3 separate regions of the Homo sapiens genome follow, and all the other regions are linked to region 3. A link is an interaction called in ENCODE POLR2A ChIA-PET data of the cell type or tissue named here. Cell type or tissue: MCF 10A. All regions are shown on one strand.

Evidence for each region. ChIA-PET counts read pairs that join two places held together with the same protein. Peaks named below come from ENCODE experiments on the same cell type or tissue, not always from the same donor. Only the 100,000 strongest peaks of a DNase experiment are listed, where the experiment ranks them.
Region 1: POLR2A ChIA-PET joins it to region 3 with 49 read pairs; 7 of 35 experiments call an interaction of 5 or more read pairs at or near these places.
Region 2: POLR2A ChIA-PET joins it to region 3 with 18 read pairs; 9 of 35 experiments call an interaction of 5 or more read pairs at or near these places.

Annotation. Positions count from the first base shown.
Region 1 is chr5:140,873,222-140,877,221 of GRCh38, forward strand. The region is part of intron 1 of PCDHA1 (protocadherin alpha 1); the gene reads left to right. All of the region lies in intron 1 of PCDHA2 (protocadherin alpha 2), which reads left to right. All of the region lies in intron 1 of PCDHA3 (protocadherin alpha 3), which reads left to right. All of the region lies in intron 1 of PCDHA4 (protocadherin alpha 4), which reads left to right. It also overlaps PCDHA5, PCDHA6, PCDHA7, PCDHA8, PCDHA9 and PCDHA10, and 4 more genes. In MCF 10A, CTCF peaks have their summits at 2,038 and 2,713 (motif pointing right); DNase peaks (open chromatin) are centred at 2,070 and 2,700.
Region 2 is chr5:140,974,834-140,978,833 of GRCh38, forward strand. The region is part of intron 1 of PCDHA1 (protocadherin alpha 1); the gene reads left to right. All of the region lies in intron 1 of PCDHA2 (protocadherin alpha 2), which reads left to right. All of the region lies in intron 1 of PCDHA3 (protocadherin alpha 3), which reads left to right. All of the region lies in intron 1 of PCDHA4 (protocadherin alpha 4), which reads left to right. It also overlaps PCDHA5, PCDHA6, PCDHA7, PCDHA8, PCDHA9 and PCDHA10, and 6 more genes. Among named protein-coding and RNA genes, the nearest start is that of PCDHAC2, 10 kb to the left of the region's middle. In MCF 10A, no CTCF peak of the experiment used is centred here; a DNase peak (open chromatin) is centred at 2,358.
Region 3 is chr5:140,924,414-140,928,413 of GRCh38, forward strand. The region is part of intron 1 of PCDHA1 (protocadherin alpha 1); the gene reads left to right. The region is part of intron 1 of PCDHA2 (protocadherin alpha 2); the gene reads left to right. All of the region lies in intron 1 of PCDHA3 (protocadherin alpha 3), which reads left to right. All of the region lies in intron 1 of PCDHA4 (protocadherin alpha 4), which reads left to right. It also overlaps PCDHA5, PCDHA6, PCDHA7, PCDHA8, PCDHA9 and PCDHA10, and 5 more genes. RefSeq lists enhancers at 2,469-3,026, 3,588-4,000. In MCF 10A, a CTCF peak has its summit at 2,212; a DNase peak (open chromatin) is centred at 2,238.

The DNA.
Region 1 (4,000 bases), 51 kb before region 3:
GCAACAATATAAAAATATAAAATATTTCAGACTCAAAAGTGATTAAACCATCATACCACTTATGAAACTTTATAAATATAATAAAGGTGAATATTAGATAGGGCATACATTACTCATCTCCAGATGAAATTTTTGGAATAACTGAAGATCTTTTAAAGACTTGGGAATGTTTTCAGTACAGGTTAAAATTTTGTAAATTATTATTTTATATCACATAAATAACAAATTTGCATTTTAGATAATTCAAATTACTTGGACTGATTTCTGCAAAGTTGTGTCTTTTATACTTAATGCCAAGATTGCATTCTATGGTATAAAATTATAATTTCAATTTATTTTCTAGTTTGGTTGTTTAAGTATTAAGCTAAACTTAGATGTTCCTATTGGCTTAACAATTTGTTTAGGTCAAAGAGTATGTGAGAACTACATAACACACTATTATTATTTGTTTCTTTTTGAGATAGAGTCTTGCTCTATCACCCAGGCTGGTGTGCAGTGGCGCAATCTCAGCTCACTGCAATCTCCACCTCCCATGTTCAAGCAATTCTCCTGCCTCAGCTTTCCGAGAAGCTGGGACTACAGGCATGCACCACCACTCCTGGCTAATTTTTGTATTTTTAGTAGAGATGGGTTTTCACCATGTTGGCCAGGCTGGTCTTGAACTCCTGACCTCAGGTGATCTGCCTGCCTCAGCCTCCCAAAGTGCTGGGATTACAGGTGTAAGTCACTGAGCCCAGCCTATTTTTTAAAATTAAAGTTCCTTAGCATGTATGGTACATTGACCACTTTTGAAAATGAAAAATAGGAAAGAAACTTGGTGATGATATTAGACAATTTAAATAATTAGCCTGATGACATCAAAATTCAAATATGTTTTTAATTACTTAACGTTTTATAGTTTATTTAAGTTATCTTATACTTGTAGAGCCATTCTTGGTTACTCTTTCCTGGTGTTGTAAAGGTGTCATATTTCAGTTGCCTTTATTATTATATGCAGTAGGAATGAATGGCAACAAATTATTGGTTTAAAGATTTTGACTTGAGTATTAATAGACTTACAAAATCTATGTGTACTTGTTCACAATGAGTTGTAGGATCTTATCTGTTTTTTTCTCTTAAAGCTGATCTTGAATTAATGAATAAACTCATGAAAGGTCTTTTGATGCCCCCTTGCATAACAGTCACCATTCTGATTTTCTGAAGAGAAGCATGTCCTAACTACTAAATGACCTGTAGGGGAAGATTTAGAGAAAAAGCAAAAGGTTGATATCAAGTTCACATTCTCTTGACTTTAGTCAATGAGATTAGGCTCCAAAACCCTTTAAGAGATCTTTCGCATTTTAGTGCTCCATTGTTGCTTTGGGATAGTGTGAAATTTGGAGGCTTCAACTAAACATTTTACATTAAAGTGCTTTACTTTTGCTAGAGTAAAACTTTCCAGAATCTATTCCTGAGATTTGTTTTAACATGTTATGGAAATGAGAGCAGTTATGTGAAAAGTTATCACATTCAAGCATCAAGGAACCAAACAATAACGCTCTCCATATTTATGATGAATTCTAACTTTCATCAGATTTATGAATAAGACAATTTATATAAATGAAATATTGTTTGGTATTAGACATATTTTAGTTTCTTATCCTTTGTTAAATACAAATTCCTAACTTTCTCTAAAATCTTACGATGGAGTGCTTGTGAAGGTTAAAAGTTATTGAAACAGCGGAATTGTAAGCTATATAAGGGGAGGGGTGCTGTATATTATTCTGTATATCATTTTCCATGATAAAGTGTAGGTTCTGGCCTACTGTATTTGAAAGATTTCTACTTTGAAGCAGAAAACATTTTTAAGCTACAGCGTAATAAAATTGTTGATGTTTTGTTACTAATATCATGTATATTAACTAAACCCGCATTTATAAATGATCCGTGAAAAATAACCCAAAGTCGAAACATTAGAATTAAGAGTGACCCAGGAAGTGGCTAAACCGAAAAGAACCTCAGGATCTTTCTTGTACTTACATAATCAGTCACATGATGTCGCTCTACACTCAGAAGGTGAAACAGGAAAATTTTTTTCTCCGCACCCACATTCCAATCATTCACGGAATAGGATCGACTCCATAATGACTGTGATGCTGGAAAAAATTTACTAAATATGTACTTACAGAAAAGGGTGACTGCTCATAAAATACCTCAGGCAAGCGATCCCTTAAAACTGATTGTCCCAACTCAGAGGCCCTCATTTTCTGCAATGGTGATTATCGGACCAAGAGGCCCGGGATCCCAGCGTCTGCTGCTCTCGCTTCTGCTCCTTGCAGCCTGGGAGGTGGGGAGCGGCCAGCTCCACTACTCCGTCTACGAGGAGGCCAAACACGGCACCTTCGTGGGCCGCATCGCTCAGGACCTGGGGCTGGAGCTGGCGGAGCTGGTGCCGCGCCTGTTCCGGGTGGCGTCCAAAAGACACGGGGACCTTCTGGAGGTAAATCTGCAGAATGGCATTTTGTTTGTGAATTCTCGGATCGACCGCGAGAAGCTGTGCGGGCGGAGCGCGGAGTGCAGTATCCACCTGGAGGTGATCGTGGACAGGCCGCTGCAGGTTTTCCATGTGGACGTGGAGGTGAAGGACATTAACGACAACCCGCCGGTGTTCAGAGAAAGGGAACAAAAGGTACCTGTTTCTGAATCTGCGCCTCTGGACTCTCATTTTCCTCTAGAGGGCGCTTCTGATGCGGATATCGGCGTAAACTCTCTTTTGACCTATGCGTTAAGTCTAAATGAGAATTTTGAGCTTAAAATAAAAACAAAAAAAGATAAAAGTATATTGCCTGAATTAGTTCTTCGGAAGTTATTGGACAGAGAGCAAACGCCAAAACTCAATTTATTGCTGATGGTAATCGATGGCGGTAAACCAGAACTAACAGGGTCTGTCCAGATTCAAATAACCGTCCTGGATGTGAATGACAATGGTCCGGCGTTTGATAAGCCCAGCTATAAAGTAGTGTTGTCTGAAAATGTCCAAAACGACACAAGAGTGATCCAACTAAATGCTTCCGATCCAGACGAAGGACTTAATGGAGAAATTTCCTATGGGATCAAAATGATTTTGCCAGTGAGTGAGAAATGTATGTTTTCAATAAATCCAGACACAGGTGAAATTAGAATTTATGGTGAACTGGATTTTGAAGAGAATAATGCCTATGAAATTCAGGTTAACGCCATTGATAAAGGGATTCCTTCCATGGCAGGTCACAGCATGGTCCTGGTGGAAGTTCTGGACGTGAATGACAATGTCCCTGAAGTAATGGTTACTTCACTGTCGCTCCCTGTGCAAGAGGATGCTCAGGTGGGTACCGTCATTGCCCTGATTAGCGTGTCGGATCGTGACTCTGGAGCCAATGGACAGGTCATCTGCTCACTGACACCTCATGTTCCCTTCAAGCTGGTGTCCACCTACAAGAATTACTACTCGTTGGTGCTGGACAGCGCCCTGGACCGCGAGAGCGTGTCGGCCTATGAGCTGGTGGTGACTGCGCGGGATGGGGGCTCGCCTTCGCTGTGGGCCACGGCTAGAGTGTCCGTGGAGGTGGCCGACGTGAACGACAATGCGCCTGCGTTCGCGCAGCCCGAGTACACAGTGTTCGTGAAGGAGAACAACCCGCCGGGCTGCCACATCTTCACGGTGTCGGCATGGGACGCGGACGCGCAGAAGAACGCGCTGGTGTCCTACTCGCTGGTGGAGCGGCGGGTGGGCGAGCACGCACTGTCGAGCTACGTGTCGGTGCACGCGGAGAGCGGCAAGGTGTACGCGCTGCAGCCGCTAGACCACGAGGAGCTGGAGCTGCTGCAGTTCCAGGTGAGCGCGCGCGACGCCGGCGTGCCGCCTCTGGGCAGCAACGTGACGCTGCAGGTGTTCGTGCTGGACGAGAACGACAACGCGCCGGCACTGCTGGCGACTCCGGCTGGCAGCGCAGGAGGCGCAGTTAGCGAGTTGGTACCGCGG
Region 2 (4,000 bases), 50 kb after region 3:
TTAAATGTTATATTCCCTTTTGCCTTAATGCGGAACAGTCTATGTATCCCTTTTCTGATGATTTGTAACAAATTACCACAAGTAAGTTGTTTAAAACACCACCTATTTGTTATCTCACAGTCCTGTACCATGTGGCTGAGTTGTCCGCTCAGGTATTCTCAAGGCTGAAATGAACACAGCTGGGCTGTGTTGTCCTTTGCAGGCTCTTAGGAAGAATCTACTATCGAGCTCATTCAGATTGTTGGCAGAATCCAGTTGTTTGGGGACTGAGATCTCTGTTTTCCTACTTACTATTGGCCTGGGGTCACTCTCAGTTCCTAGAGAACTGAGGACTCAGGACTCTTGTCCCATGGTCTGCTCCATCTTCATGGCTGGCACTGGAGAATCTTCCCTCACATGGAATCCCTCTTATGCTTCAGATCTCTCTGATTTCTGTCTCTGACCTCTAGACCCAGATTTAAAGAGCTCATGTGATTATGTCAGTCCCATCCAGATGATCTCCCTTTCTTAAAGCCAACTGTGCTACATAGCATAATGTAATCATGGGAATAAGATCCATCACAATCACAGTCTTGGAGACTATTCAGGGTGTGCACACCAGGATATAGGGATCTTGGGGCCATCTTGGAATTCTGCCTATCAGTTTATATCAATGTTCATAAAATAGCACTATGCAAAATCTGCAGTGGATATATTCTTAATACAGTCCTATTAGGAAGGAAAAGGAGATATTATATGCAGTCTCATGTCCCAGAGGGCAATTTGTTGATGTCTTCCACATGGATTTCCATGGTACGAAGATAGCATATTATTTCATTGAGTAGTTGTGTGAGTTTATTAATAAAATAGGGTATTTTAAACTTATTTTACTTTAAATCTTAGAAGAGGTGATTCATCCTTCTGTAGCTCAAATATTCTATGTCATAAATCACAGATAATACCATTACAAGATAAATTAAATCTTTTTTATAATTTTAATAGGAACTGAAGTGTATTCTTATTCTTCAGTAATACTACATCACCCATATGGACTACCTAATTGATTTTTTCCACATATGGAGTTTTGTGACCATTATTCTACCAAAAGACTAACCTTTGAAGCAATAGGACATATTAGAGTTCTTCACCAATAGAAAGTAAGCATAGTCCTGGGAGGTACCATCTAAGTATTAAAGAACTAAATAATCACAGTTATTTCAACTGTGATTGAAATTGTGATAGTAATATATGTCTTACTGTGTCAGATATATCAGTAGTCAACTTTTCAACTTGAATTTTTCCAAGTTTAATCAAGTTCTGGATGAAACTCATGTACATTTTACTACTTTTAGTTTTGTATTGTTTTAAATCAATATCCTGGAAACTCAGAAGTAAAAAAGAGAAAGAAGAAAAATATATGTCATTTCATGTAAATTTATTTAAAACACAGACTTTTGGCAAGGCACAGTGGCTCAAGCCTGTAATCCCAGCACTTTGGGAGGCCGAGGAGGGTGGATTGCCTGAGGTCAGGTGTTCAAGACCAGCCTGGCCAACATGGTGAAACCCCATCTCTACTAAAAATTCAAAAATTAGCCAGGTACGGTGGCAGATGCCTGTAATCCCAGCTACTAGGGAGGCTGGGGAAGAAGAATTGCTTGAATCCGGGAGGCAGAGGTTGCAGGGAGCCAAGATCGCGCCACTGCACACCAGCCTAAATGACAGAGTAAGACCCTATCTCATAAATAAATAAATAAATATAAATAAAACACAGACTTTTGTGTTAAGGGGACCTAAACATGACTGTCAGCTGAACTCAGCAATCAGACAAGTAATTTAATCTCTCCAAAGTTCAGATGTCTCATTTTTGCAATTTAAGTACAATAATGTTGACTTTGCATTATAGTTCATTTATTTAAACACATTTTAAAAACCTCCCAGATGCCAGAAGCCTGCTAGACTCTGACTATATAGCTACGCTTTTATGAATATCTGAAGATATGCATGTGTCTAATGAGCAAAACAGATATAATCCCTTTCATAGAGTTTACTGTCTGACAAAGAAAGAATTAGGATACATGCAACAGTATGTAATAAAGTGCAAAATCTAGTACTGTGTAGCTACTTAAAACATATTATATGCTTTCTTCCTTTCCTTTTCCCTGCCTGATCTTACTGCCATAAGAAATCTTGTAACTGTGATTCTGTCAAATGAATCTAAGAAGGATGTTGTTGCTGATGGACTAGTATAGAAAATAGCAGCATGACAAATTAAATGTGTCATTGGGGAAGTGAGATTGTATAATGAACTGAGTTTCCTGGTCAGTCCTGCTGGAACTGTGCCTTTCAGCAAAATGAGTTTGATGATTTCATTCCAAAGATCAAGTTGCAGCAATTTTCATCATGAATGTTACCCAATCATAGAAAAATTGGCAACATTTCTCAGCAGATGTTACAGTCTTTCTCAAAGGAAGGTTCTCTCAGCTGACAAGCTAACGATAGTGCTCCTGATGGCGAGGGGAGAGACGGTGATGATGACTGATTGATAAAAAGTATTTTAGTCATATTTCCAGGTTTATAAAATGATTTGCAAACATTTTCTTTTGTTCCCTCTAACACCGCTAGTAGATAATGGAAACTCCTTTGATTTGGTCTGTAGATAATTTTATGCTATGTTATATGGAATATCCACAGCATTTTGTGAACTTGAAAACAAAGGAGGAAGCAGCTTGCATATGCATATCTTGCTAGCAGATTGGTAGAATAGAGAGAGCAGTTAGCATGTGAGGACCATTGAGGTAAAGTATCCCAGAGTTGTAACTTTTTCTGGGCCTTGACTTTGGCTAATTCTCTGCATGCCAAATATCATGTAGCCATCCAGAAATCTGTCTGAATATTGAGATGGTGATCATTTCTCTCCTGGGTGTTATGAAGAAATGTGTTTATTAAATACTTTGCATCCCTTAAAGGAACTATATGAATGATAGGAATAAGAATTATTGACAGTTTTGAATGGTCTATTGATATTACTATGGCTTTGTTTCTACCAAATATGGTAAGTATAATGTAGAGGAAAATACAAAATACAACTTTTATCCCCCATTTTTTTCATTCAACTATACCTCAATATTCAGTGACAGGGCCACCTCAATCTCCGCCCATGAAAACGCATCTAGAGGAGTGTCACAAGTTTTTCACAGTGACATTTTTGCTTACTGATACAAGACAGTGATGGTGACTGATGATGTCCCAGTGATTTCTGAGTAGCTTCTAACCAGCACATAACTCCCCCAACAGTCTTTAAGTCTTTAGGTGCCCATATTTTCCTCTTTGTTCTCCCCCTTCAGACTGAGAGTTTGTAGAGAGAGGGCAACAGATCTTTTCAATACACAACTAATGCAAAATGTATCAGGTTTTTCTTGGATTTCAGCTACTCCCTGTTAAACAATCAGAGCTTAGTGAACAGTGATTCAGTGAGGAGGGAAAGCACTCAGGAAGGAGCAGGAACAAGTACAAGTTTATGAAAAGGATTAGCTAGCAAAACAAGGTCAAACTCTGCAATAGTTTGTTTTCCTCTCCCTAGTATCCCTCTTCAATCAGAAAAGAGACTGTTATCAGTTGCTGGTGTTATGACTGGGCACATCCGCCCTGGGTCAAATATGCTGCAGTCTGCAAAGCCAGCAGCAGATTGCAGTCCTCTGCAGTCCAGCCAGGCCAGCAGAACTTGTGTAGCCATGTGCCCTGTTATAGCTGTAATACTGAATTGGGAATGTTCCCTTAATGGGGCACTTGAGGGCAAAAGCAGTGAAAGCTTTTCCTTTCTCAAAGCAGACTGTTCTTCCCGTAGTGTTTTAAGAACACAGACATGTATTGGGCAAGGCAAAGCCAAAGGTGGCCTTTACAAGATTATTAAATCTGGTCTTCCAGGGTATCTAATCTGTGTGAGGACCCTGATGAACTAATTTTCTTCTAAAGTGCTATATATGTAGATATCATCATAGAGTTACACATGAAATGGCTCATT
Region 3 (4,000 bases):
CCTTTCTAGTTCCCTAGAAGAGATAACGAATGGGTTTGTGTGTTTAGGGAGGTAACTGGTTTTTAGTGGAACACTGGCATTATCAATCCCACTCTTAGTGTTAAAAAGAGAATGCCCGAGCTACCCCTCTCCCCACCATTTTAATCAGCAATTTTTAAATGTTTTCAAATATTATAGAAATATGCAGGCTGATGCCAGGTGCGGTGGCATGGGGCTCACACCTGTAATCCCAGCACTTTGGGAGGCCGAGGCAGGCCAATCACTTGAGGTCAGGAGTTCGAGACCAGCTTGTGCAACATGGCGAAACCTCACCTCTAATAAAAATACAAAAATTAACCGAGCATGGTGGTGCGCGCTTGTAGTCCTAGCTACTTAGGAGGCTGAGGCAAGAGAATCGCTTGAACCTGGGAGGGGGAGGTTGCAGGGAGCTCAGATCGTGCCACTGCACTCCAGCCTGGGTGACAGAGCAAGAACCTGTCTCAAAAAAAAAAATAAAATAAAATAAAATAAAATAAAATAAAATAAAAAGTTAAAAAAAAAATGCAAGGTGAGTGCAGTGGCTCATGTCTGTAATCCTAGCACTTTAGGAGGCTGAGATAAGATGGGAGGATCGCTTGAGCCCAGAAGTTTGAGACCAGACTGGGCAACAAAGCAACACGCTCATCTGGAAAGGAAGGAAGGAAGGAAGGAAGGAGGGAAGGAAGGAAGGAAAAAAAATTTCAAACATACACAAAAGTTGAGAGAATTGTGTAATTGACCCCAATGTACCATCACCCAGCTTCAATAATTATCGATACTTTTAGGCAGGTTTCTACCAGAAAATATGTCCTGGAAACTTTAATTCTTGATCTGTGTTCAGATTTTGCCTTTCAAATGTTTCATTATTGGGGCTTTGGACATATTGCACCTGTATTAAAAGAAGGATTTGAGTGAGGAATTTAGTGCTTCATAGTCAATAGTCAATGAGTCTCCTTTTGGCTCGCCTCCTTCTTAGGGAAAGGAACTGGTTGTAGGGTGTTAGGCAGAATTTGGGTGTATCTGTTGTGGCTCAGAGATGTTTCTCATAGAACTGATCACTGTCCCAATATCCACGCAAAAGACCAAATTAAAAGCGAGGAGAAATACCTAATGTAAATGACAAGTTAATGGGTGCAGCACACCAACATGGCGCATGTATACATATGTAACAAACCTGCACGTTGTGCACATGTACCCTAGAACTTAAAGTATAATAATAATAATAATAATAATAATAATAATAATAAAGCGAGGGTGGGTATCTAGCCTATTCTTATCCTGCCTCATGGTGTTTTCTAAATATTTACAGAAAGAAAATTTACAGAGTAGTTTCCTGGTCAAACTCTAATGAGTATCTCAGTACTTTCCCCTCCACTTCTCACGTCTTCTTTGGGGACGGGTCGTCAAGTCTTTGAGTTTCTAGTTATTGCTATTGACTGGTTTATAACCTCCTCTTTCACCCAGATCGTCAAGGGCCGTTTGCAAAGCACTCCCAAGTAGAGCCTCTTGGAGAAGGAGAAACTGCTATCACGCAAAAAAAAAGCCTTGAGCTCGCTGGCTCCGCTGCCTCGAAAAGCCAGAGTCCGGAGGCAGTTTGATGCGGACACTATTCCCCAACCTTCTTCCCCTCCTTGTCGTCTCTATTGCCCTCTTGGCAGCTCCTGGGATACAAGAGGGTGCAGGACAGACTTCAACCCGCAGCAGGATCCAGCGCGGAAAGCTCTGCAGCAGGATCCAGCGCGGAAAGCCCCCCGCAGCACTTCTTTCGGGGGGCTCCTGTTTCCTTAAGCCTAGAAGGTGTGGTCGCTCACGTTCACCGTCCCGCCTCTCGCCGCCTCCGCTCGGCAGCTCCACGCTGAGTCCCGCCCTCTCCGCCGGAGAGGTGCGCCGGGGTCAGAGCGCCGGGACCCGACGCGCGGCTCCCAAAGGGCGGCAGGAAGAGCCCAGCTGGGCTCAGCCACAGTTATCAGCAATCTGCGGGCAGAGGATGTGGAGGTTAAGATCTGGGCAGCCTCAGGGCGTTGTCCTAGAAAACACCGTTTAAGGAGAGAAGTGTTAGTGTCTCGGGGCGTCTCCCAGGCTCCGCCCTGCGCCCGCAGCCAGCGTGGTGGTCGAGACCCCAGCCCGCTGCTACTGGAGACAGCACCTCTCGCGCCCGGGCGGGCGGCCTCGTCTCTGCACCCCTAGGCGGCGCTGCGCTCCTCAACACCCGGCCGGCTCCGCTTTCCCAGACGGCTGCCCAGCCTCCAGCCTAGCAAGCCCGGCTCCCAGCTGGCCAGCCCCGGCAATGCCGGCGTTCGGGAGGCGCAACGTCGGCGGTCGCTGAGTATCCAGCCCGCAGCAGTGACGGCCGGCAGGAGCGTGCTCTTCCCCGCGGCTCGTGCTCTCCAGGAGTCCGGAGCATGGTCCTGGGTCACCGTTGGTGTAGCGTGTTGGTGGAACGTGGACGCCTAGAGGGAGGATGGTGGGCTGTGGGGTGGCAGTTTTATGTTTGTGGGTTTCCTGCGGCGCTGCAGCGGGACAGCTCGAGTACTCAGTGCCGGAGGAGACGGAGCGGGGCGTAGCCGTAGGCAATCTCTCCGCGGACTTGAGGCTGCCAGCGGCCGCTATGTCCTCGCGGAACTTTCGCTTCCTTTCCAGCCACCGCGAGCTCTACTTCGGGGTGGATCTACCCAGCGGCAATTTGGTGGTCAGAGAGCCGGCGGACCGCGAACAGCTGTGCAGGGCCAAAGCTGCCTGCGTCTTGACCTACGACCTGGTGCTCGAGGACCCGCTGGAGCTGCACAAGATTCGGATTCACGTCCTGGACACCAATGACAACTCACCTCTCTTTCCTGCCGGCGACGTGCAGCTGCACATCCCCGAGTTCCTGACGCCCGGAGCCCGCTTTACTCTCCCGAATGCCCAAGATGACGACGAGGGAAGCAATGGGATACTAAGCTACAGCCTAAGCCCCAGTCAGCACTTTCGCCTGGACATGGGATCGCGGGTTGACGGCAGCGAATACCCGGAGTTGGTGTTGGAGAAAGCACTGGATCGCGAACAGCGCGCCACCCACCTGCTGGTGCTTACAGCTCGGGACGGCGGGCTACCTGCCCGCTCAGGAGACGCACAAGTCACCATCATTGTGGTGGACACAAATGACAACGCGCCTGTATTTGAGCGCTCCGTATACCGCACCAAGGTTCCAGAGACTGCACCCAATGGGACTGTGTTATTCCGAGTTCAAGCCTTGGATCCAGATGAAGGGTCCAATGGGGAAGTCCAGTACTCCCTAAGCAACAGCACGCAAGCAGAGCTGCGACACCGCTTTCACGTGCACCCTAAAAGTGGGGAGGTGCAAGTAGCTGCTTCACTAGGTCCGCCTGAAACGCTCTTGGAGGCATACATTGAGGCGAGGGACGAAGGTGTCTTTGGTTTAGCTAGCACCGCTAAACTGCTGGTGGAGGTGACTGACGTGAACGATCATGCCCCCGAACTGGACTTCCTGACTCTTTCGAACCCAGTACCTGAGGACGCTGCCCCTGGCACAGTGATTGCTCTCTTTAGTGTAAAGGATGAAGACCTCGATTCTAATGGTAGGGTCATTTGTGGCATGTCTAGTGCAGGCCCTTTTCAGCTGACGGCTTCCTTTGACAACTACTACAGCCTGCTGATTGATGGGCCCCTGGACCGGGAGCAGATCAGTGAATACCAAGTCCTGATCACGGCCTCAGATAGTGGCTCACCCCCACTTAGCACCCGAAGGACAATCACTGTGTCAGTTGCTGATGTGAATGACAATACACCAAACTTTCCTCAACCCCAGCAGGAACTTTTCGTTGCTGAAAACAATGGCCCTGGGGCCTCTCTAGGCCGAGTGTTTGCCCAGGACCCCGACCTGGGGAAGAATGGCCTTGTCTCTTATGAGCTGTTGGATGTTATCTCTGAAGGGCCATCAGCCTCTAGCTTGCTGGCAGTGGAATCATCCAGTGGGGCCATC